Linked DNA regions of Homo sapiens: region 1 is linked to region 2. Evidence: chromatin contacts called from ENCODE Hi-C or POLR2A ChIA-PET data. All regions are on one chromosome and are shown on one strand. Each heading gives the region's core, a stretch centred on a gene start or an enhancer-like site at or near the end of the contact. The rest is flanking DNA. Distances are from core to core; before and after follow the strand shown.

Region 1 (4,610 bases), core at 134-2,633, 210 kb before region 2:
GGCCCAGGCTGGAGTGCAGTGGAGCGATCTCCGCTCACTGCAAGCTCCGCCTCCCGGGTTCACACCACTCTCCTGCCTCAGCCTCCTGAGTAGCTGGGACTACAGGCGCCCACCACGACGCCCAGATAATTTTTTGTATTTTTGTAGAGACCGAATTTCACCATGTTGCCCAAGCTAGTCTGGAACGCCTGAGCTCAAGGGATCCGCCCACCTAGGCCTCCCAAAGTGCTGGGATTACGGGTGTGAGCCACTGGGCCGGCCCAATAACTTTCTTCAGTCTGAGCATGAGCACTGGAAGAAAAGCTCTCACTTGCATATATTTTTTTTTTAGAGACAGGGTCTCCCTCTGTCACCCAGGCTGAAGTGCAGTGGTGTAATCTCGGCTCACAGTAACCTCAACCTCCCGGGCTCCATCGCATATATATATATATATATACACACACATATATATAGTTTTTTATTTTTTAGACGGAGTCTTGGTCTGTCGCCCAGGCTAGAGTGCAGTGGCACGATCTCGGCTAACTGCAGCCTCTGCCTCCCGGGTTCAAGCAATTGTCTGCCTCTGCCTCAACCTCCCGAATAGCTGGTATTACATGTGCCCGCCACCACGCCCGGCTAATTTTTGCATTTTTAGTAGAGACGGGATTCACCATGCTGGCCAGGATGGTCTTGAATTCCCGACCTCGTGATCCACCTGTCTCGGCCTCCCAAAGTGCTGGGATTACAGGCGTGAGCCACCGCGCCCGGCCCGATCGCTTATATTTTTAAAAAGATGTTTTCTTGGTTTCCTAGCCCCTCGTACCCCCTACAAAGTTCCAAAGGCTTTGATGTTGTTGCAACGGCCATCAGAGGTCAAGCCGAGGGGTGCAGCTCCCTAATGCGGTGCAGCCTCAGACGGGGCCGATCCTGCCCAGGATGAGCGGCGCCAGGGGTGGGGGACGCTGCCGGCGTCCCCGGGACCTGGCTGGGGGAGGAGTTGGGGGGCGCACCTACACAGGCTCAGGTGACGCGAGTGTGCGGCAAGGGCTGTAGCCGGAGCTAGCGGACTTGTGGCCACTGAGGAGCTTCTGCCTGAACGTGCCCTCCAGGCGACAGCCGCTTGGTGCGCAGCGCCTGCTCGCTAAGCGTCAGGCCCTTGCTGCGCCCTACGCCGCAGGCTGGGAAGTAGCGCAGGCAGTAGTAGTACAGGCAGCGGTAAAGCTCCTCCTTGTAGCTTATTGGTGTCGGCGGCCTGGTCTGGGCCTGCGGACCCTAACCCACCGCCTGCTGACACTGACCGGCAGTCTGTGGCCATGCGTCTGCGCATGCGCTCTCCTGGAATACCCAGCCGCTGCGCCTCGAGTTCCGATTGGTTCTACAGAAGGGGCGGGCCTGTGAGATATCACAGGGGCGCGCCTCAGCTGACGTCACAGGCGCGGGCCTTCCGGCGTCGTAATAGCGCCGGCCTTCGGCGACGTCACAGTGGCGCTACAGTGCCTGGAGCTGCGCTGGTTTTTCCTCGGAGTGGAGCCTGGTAACCGCGACTTCCCCGCCATGTTCTGTGTGTTGCTGGCTGGAGAAGGGTGGTTGACAAACTCCGACCCAGCACAGTGTTTCTGTGGGTCAAAACTAGAAAACTATGTCCAGGCTCGGCCGAGGCGGAAGGATCCGTTCAGGCCAGGAGTTAAAGAGCTGCCTGGGCAACATGGCGCGACCCCATCTCTGTAGTCCCACCTCAGCTTCCCAGATACTTGAACCCCAAGGTTCAAGGCTGCAATGAGCTATGATCCCATCACAGCACTCCATCCTGCGAGACGGAGGTAAACCTTGTCTAAAAAAATAAACTATCCAAGTGTACAACAGGGAGGGACTGCTTAAAGAAAACATGATAATTGTATGTTCAAATACTTTTAACAAGTGCAAAATGTATAGGCTGAAATAAATAGGGCTGGCCGGGCACGTTGGCTCACGCCTGTAAATTCCAACATTTTGTGTGCTCGAGGCATTCCGATCAGTAGACATGGGTGAAACCCCATGTCTACTAAAAATATAAAAATTAGGCCAGGAACTTTGCATCGTTTTAGGGGGCTCGCATCTCCCTAAGGGCCCGGTAATTGAACCCCTTGGACCTGAGGGTGAGAAACCTTGGCTCAGTTCTTCCCAGGGTGATCAGCCCAGGGGTAAGCGAGGAGAGACCAGAAAACAGGACCCATGAGAAGGTCCCCCTCCTGGAGTTTGAGGCCCATTCCTTCTTGTCCCTGCGTCTCCTCTTTCCAGGACTCCTCCCTGCTCTGCCCCACTCCTGGGAGTGGGGTCATGGCCATGGGGGGCTGCTTTTGGGTACAGGCCCCAGCGGCAACCCTGGGCCCAAAGTGGGCAGGCTCACCTGGAGGGGATCAGAGTCACATGGCAAGACGCAAGGGGAAAAGCCGCGCTGGAACCGCACCTCTCTGCCCCCTGATGTCAGTGGGTGCACTCTTCCCTCACCTCACTCAGGCAGCGGCTTGAGTTCCATGGGAGCACTGTCCTGCTCCCTCTGCTGCCTCTTTTTAGTCTTGGGGCTACTATAACACTTTCCCTTCCCCAGCCCTGCCAACCTGGTGGGACATTGGGCTTCCCTCTTCCTGGGGACAGGCGGGTCCTGGGGACAAGCCTGTCCTGTATCATACCTGCAGCGAGACTCTTTTTTTCTCCAGGACCTGCGGAGCAGCCAGGCTTCATGAGTTAAATGCAGATCTGAACCATACCCAGTTGGGATTGGGGTACACACTCTACTCCTCTGAAAACTAGCTAGGGGTTCGAACTTGGTGAGAGGGAGAGTGGGACAGAGCCAGACCAGACAAGGACTGATCACCTGGAAAAACCTGCCATCAAAGACCTTGACGAGTGCTGGGGGCGGTGGCTCATGCCTGTAATCCCAACACTTTGGGAGGCTGAGACAGGTGGATCACTTGAGGCCAGGAGTTCGAGTCCCGCCTGGGCAACATGGCAAAACCCTGTCTCTACTAAAAATACAAAAATTAGCTAGGTATGCTATGCTCCTGTAATCCCAGCTACTCGGGAGGTTGAGGCAGGAGAATCGTTTGAACTGGGGAGGTAGAGGTTGCAGTGAGCTGAGATTGTGTCACTGCCCTCCAGCCTGGGTGACAGAGTGAGACTCCGTCTCAAAAAAAAAAAAAAAACCCACCTGAAGAAGGTTTCCAGTTCTGCCAGCAGTCCCCCATCCAACCCCCAGAAGCAGACATTCCTTTGCTGTGGGCCATGGACAGGCAGAAGGAAGCGCCTCCTCATGGCAGAGGCCTACCCAGGAGAAACCCAAGGGAAGGCACTGCCTGGCCAGCCCCTCTGCCAAAGCCATTTTCTTTTTTCCTTTTTTTTTTTTTTTTTTTTTGAGACACAGTTTCACTCTGTCTCCCAGACTGGAGTGCAGTGGCATGATCTTGGCTCACTTCAACCTTCACCCCCTCCCCCGCCCCCTGCCGGGTTCAAGTGATTCCCATGTTTCAGCTTCCTGAGTAGCTGAGATTGCAGGCATGCGCCACCACACCTGTCTAATTTTTGTAGAGACGGGGTTTCACCATGTTGGCCAGGCTGGTCTGGAACTCCTGACTTGAAGTAATCTGCCCACCTCGGCTTCCCAAAGTGCTGGGATTACAGGCGTGAGCCACTGCGCCTGGCCCCTTCAGGTGGGTATTGAGGCTTCACTACAATACTAGTTCCCCGTTGCTGCCGCAATAAATTACCACACACTTAGTGGCTTAAAACAGCATAGAGGTATTCCTTTACATTTCTGAAGGCCAGAATTCTAAAGTCAGTCCCACTGAGTCAAGGTGGGAGCAGGGTCAGTGCCTTTCCAGGCTCTGCGGGAGAATCCGTTTCCTGGCCCTGGAGGCGGCCTGTACTCCTCAGCTTGTGCTGCCCTTCTCGAATGACTCGCGTTTCCTGCTTTCATCACTACACCTCCCACCGCTCTCCATCACCTGCTCTGCTCTTATAAGGATCCAGGTGAGTACATAAACCCTGTGGGGACAAGCTGGCCAAAGACTCTTAACTTCATTATACTTGCAAAGCCCCTTTTGCCATATAAGGTCATGTTCACTGGTTCCAGGGATTATGATGTGGGCATCTTGGGGGCATCAGCCTACTACAGCTAGGCTGCAAAACTATTACACCCTCCTGGTGTTTCAATGATTGGGAGAAAAAGGGTTGGGATTTTTTGCTTTGGGGTCCCTGTTAAACTTGTATCTGTAAGGTCTGGGGTCTCTCTTAACCTGGTGTTTTTGTTTTTGTTTTTTGAGACGGAGTATTGCTCTGTCATCCAGGCTGGCAGTGGCACCGTCTCGGCCCACTGTAACATCTGCCTCCTGGGTTCAAGCAATTCTGCCTCAGCCTCCCAAGTAGCTGGGACTGCAGCTGTCTGCCACCACACCTGGCTAACTTTTGTATTTTTGGTGGAGACGGGGATGGGACTGGGGGGTCGGGGAGGGGAGGGGGGGTTTCTGCTGTGTTGACCTTAGCTCAAAGGATCTGCCCTGCCTCTGCTTCCAAAGGGCTAGGATTACAGGCCTGCACCACCACCACTGTAAAATCTTATTTCCACACAGCTGAGACATGTTTTAGGAAGTTTGCTA
Region 2 (4,375 bases), core at 1,861-4,360:
TGAAGAGTTTTAATAACAACTGATATGAACAAAGTATTATTATTAGCATTCAGTGCTGATAACTATGGGAAGAATAATTGGAGAATGAGGCAAGTGGGGTCAGGAAAATCAGAACAGATGCTCAACATGTTGGAAGAAAAGAAATGATTAAGGCTTCAATTAGATTAAATGAATTAGAAATAGAGATGAGACAAATTCCAAAGATAATTTTTAAAACTGCTAAGACACTGGGAGACCAAAGTGGGTGGATTATTTGAGGTCAGGAGTTCGAGACCATCCTGGCCAACATGGCGAAATCCCATCTCTACTAAAAATACAAAAATTAGCCAGGTGTGGTGGTGCATGTCTGTAATCCCAGCTACTTGGGAGGCTGAGGCAGGAGAATTGCTTGAACCCAGGAGATGGAGGTTGCGGTGAACCGAGATCACACCACTGCACTCCAGACTAGGCAACAGGGTAAGACTCCATCTTTAAAAAAAAAAAAAAAAAAAAAAGCTAAGACAGTGGCCAATTAGATAAGGCGGGGTGAAGAAAAAGAGAAAGGAGTCTATGATTAATTAATATTTGACTTGAAGGACAGATGTTTGTCTGTCATTCAATAATATAGACAGTATGAAGAAAAAGCATGTGGGTTTTTGATATTGTTGCTTTGTTTTGTTTGACATGTAGAGAACAATAAAAAAAATGTAAATTAATAGTAATCAGAAGGTCACCAAAAATCTAGAGAAAAAATCTGAATTGACTGGAATGTAGTAGATGCTCACTAAACAACGGCTATTATTATTTCACACTGATGGTAGCTCTGCTTCATCAGAATAGTGAAAGCCATATTTATCATTATGATTGAATAAATGATTTGAAGAAAAAGTATAATCATTTCTTGTCTGAAAAAGAGCTCTAAAATAAAAGACTTTGCAAAGGCTTTGCTGTATAACCACTGAGTTTACAAGAGCCGCTAGCAGCAAATGCAGTTAACTATGGCCTCTCAAGGGGAAGAACATGGGAAACCTATGCATATCAGTCAAGTGTTTCTCTTTAAGATCAGCAGAAATGACATTTTATATATATCAAGCATAAAATTCAAATTCAACAGTCACTTCTTAAATACCCACTATGTGGGTTTGATATTAAGGATACAAAGATGACTGACTAGGCCATGGCCTACCTCTCAAGATACTCAGAATCCAGCAAGAGAGACAAAGGTACACATAATACATAGCATCATAAATGAAATGACAGAGGTTAGAGACAATATGACAGAAGTAGGCCATTCTTTTCATGGGGTAACACATGACTAGGGCAAGTTACTAAGCAGCTAAGGCAAGGGTTAGCATCTATGAGTCACACATTAAATTAAATTGACTCACACTGCCTGTTTTTGTCTGGCCTGCAAGCAAAAAATGGCTTTTACATTTTTAATGTTTTAAATAAAAATAATCACATTTCATTACACATGAAAATCATGTGAAATCTGAGTATCAATATCCATAAGTAAAGTTTACTGGAACACAGCCACACTCATTCATGTATAGATTGTCTATGGCTGCTCTTGTAGTACAACGGCAGAGTTGAGTAGCTGAGGAAGAGACCATATGGCTTGCAAAATCTAAAATATTTACTATCTAACCCTTACAAAAAAACTTTGTCAACCCTGATGTAGGACTGTATCCTAAGGAAAAATAGGCTTTCTGTGTGTGGTCTCAGGTGATGTCTTCCTGACAGAAGGACCACATCAATATTCACATTCATGGAGATAACCTGGGGTTTTTTTTGTTTTTGTTTTTTGAGACGGACTCTTGCTCTGTCACCCAGGCTGGAGTGCAGTGACGCAATCTCAGCACACTATAACCTCTGCCTCCTGGGTTCAAGCGATTCTCCTGCCTCAGCCTCCTGAGTAGCTGGGGATTACAGGCCACCACCATACCCAGTTAATTTTTGTATTTTTAGTGGGGTTTTGCCACATTGGCCAGGCTGGTCTTGAACTCCTGACCTCAGGTGATCTGCCCACCTCGGCTTCCCAAAGTGCTGGGACTACAGGCATGAGCCACCGTGCCCAGCCACGTGGTATGGTTAGAGAATAGCAAGTGAGGAGAGCTAAGAATGTATTGAAGCTACTAAGTTGGGAGGATGGAAGGGAGAAAAGAAACAAGTGTTTACTCAGTGTTGCACTTATCGGGTTCAAGAAACACATTCGTTCAACCCAAAGGATAGATCATTAAAATAAAATAGAAAATGAGAACAAGATACGATGCAGTCCCAATCTTCAAGGAGGTCACGGTCTGGTTGGGGAGCCACACAAACATTCCACATTGAAACTCTCAGAGTTGCCTCTTAGTCCCGCATCAGCTCTCTGGGCTTCACTTTTCCCTCTTTCCATGGGTTCTAGTTATTTAGCTTATGTTTTTCTAAGAGGCAGCAAAGTGTAGTGGAGAGAACGCAGACCTGGAAGTCAGGTCTGTATGATCCAGTTTTGTAATCTAAGAAAAACTCTGATCCTAAGAGACTGAGGATAATGACCACTAACAGACGGAGACACAGTTTCCAAAACATTTTCAAAGCAGGAGTTGACAACTATTGCTCCAATCTGGCCTGCTGCCTGTTATGTAAATAAAGTTTTACTAGAACATAACCATGGCCATTTGTTCCTGTACTGCCTATGGCTGCTTTTGCTCTATAACAGAAGAGCTCAATGCTTACAACAGAAATCATATGGCCTGCAAAGCTAAAAATATCTGGCCCTTTACAGAAAAAGTTTGCCAACTTTTGTTCAAAAGGACACAGTGATTAGAGGGAAATGGGCCTGGAACTGAGAGCCTAATTTTCTTTTCTCGATAATAACCTGCAGACTGCAAGGAGCTCATTAAATCTCCCCTATTCCTTCAGTCCTTACAGAATTAACCAACACTTAGATCTAAAGCATACTACGGTATGAACTAGATACCATTCTACACCCCTTTAGCTTACTGAGACCTCAAAACATAGTGCCTCACAGACTGGTACATTTCAATACACACGGCCCATGCACACTGAGACAAGATATCTGTGACTCAGCAAGTTCTCCCCAGTCCCAACTGCCCAGGCTTCCTTCCGTCTGTGGCAGTCACAGTGGCGGCAACTCCTCCTCAAGGAATGGGGTCTATGCCAAAGTCTTGAATGACTGAGGTGAATACAATTCTCCACGACATTCATTTTAAGCATGGATCTTCCACGAGACTCAGTTAAACACTACAGCCAGGCTGACTGCCAAACCACAGGTCTGAATTATGATACCCAGCAACTACTACAAGAAACCAAATCCTCCATATTAAAGCATAGGGGATGGAACAGATATGCAAAAAGGAATGAGTGAAAGAGTACATAATCCAAGTGGTTAGGTTTATTACAGTAAAACATGTAATGAAATACCATTAAAAACCATGTTTTCAAAGACTTTCACTATTAGAAAATGCTCAGGTCATGTCTTGTGAAAGAAGATTTTAAAATGTATATACAATAGAAATTCAACTTTGTGAAAATGTGTTCTACAGACCAATAATGAGTTCCTAAATTGAATTAGTACTAAAAAACCTACCAACCAGAAAAAGCCCTAGACAGGAGGGATTCATAACCAAACTCTATCAGATGTATAAAGAAGACCTTGTACCAAACCTACTGAAACTATTCCCAAAAATTCAGGAAGAGGGACTCCTTGCCAACTTATTCTATGAGGTCAGCATCATTCTGACACCAAAACCTATCAGAGATACAACAAAAAAAGAAAACTTCAGGCCAATATCCCTGATGAACACAGATGCAAAAATCCTCAACAAAAATACTAGGAAACAGAGACTAGAAGCACATCAAAAGCTAATCCACCACAATCAAGTAGGCTTTATCCCTGGGATGCAAGGTGGGTTCAACATACACAAACCAATAAATGTGATTCATCACATAAACAGAACTAAAGACAAAAACTACATGATCATCTCGATAGACACAGAAAATGCTTTCAATAAAATTCAGCATCCCTTCATGTTAAAAACTCTCAACAAGCTAGGCATCGAAGGAACATACCTCAAAACAATAAGTGATATCTATGACAAACCCACAGCCAACATCCAGAACATGCTGAAATGTTCTGGAGGGCCCACAGATGTGGAAATTATGTATTTGTAAGAATTATATTAAACAATCTTTATTTGATAAATAGTACCTTACAATTCTAATGCTATCTATCAAACTTCAATAAGAGCAATTTCAGCATCAAGTAATGAACAATAGCTAAACTAACAAGAAATCAATCAAAAGTGCTTTAAAGGGAGCAGCACCAGTTGATGTGCTGCTGGAAGCATACCATACTGGAAGTATTCCCATTGAGAACCAGAATAAGACCAGG

Evidence for each region. A loop is a pair of places that touch in the nucleus more often than their neighbours do. ChIA-PET counts read pairs that join two places held with the same protein, here RNA polymerase II (POLR2A).
Region 1: a loop to region 2 is called in a map of chondrocyte, with 7 times the contacts of the local background. The contact joins the promoter of LINC03011 here to the enhancer-like site in region 2. A Hi-C loop is called at or near these places in 1 of 168 maps with a recorded cell type or tissue (chondrocyte). POLR2A ChIA-PET finds 5 or more read pairs at or near these places in 4 of 52 experiments (BJ, H1, HEK293 and 1 more).

Annotation. Positions count from the first base shown.
Region 1 is chr7:66,490,405-66,495,014 of GRCh38, reverse strand. It overlaps LINC03011 (long intergenic non-protein coding RNA 3011), which reads right to left and starts at 1,383. Exons shown (of 2, transcript NR_134573.1): 1 at 1,278-1,383. RefSeq lists enhancers at 1,485-1,694, 3,189-3,794.
Region 2 is chr7:66,280,671-66,285,045 of GRCh38, reverse strand. The region is part of intron 2 of TPST1 (tyrosylprotein sulfotransferase 1); the gene reads right to left. Among named protein-coding and RNA genes, the nearest start is that of TPST1, 78 kb to the right of the region's middle. Within about 2 kb of position 3,110, at least 15 of the 41 ENCODE cell types and tissues checked have a DNase peak (open chromatin) inside an H3K27ac peak, as active enhancers do.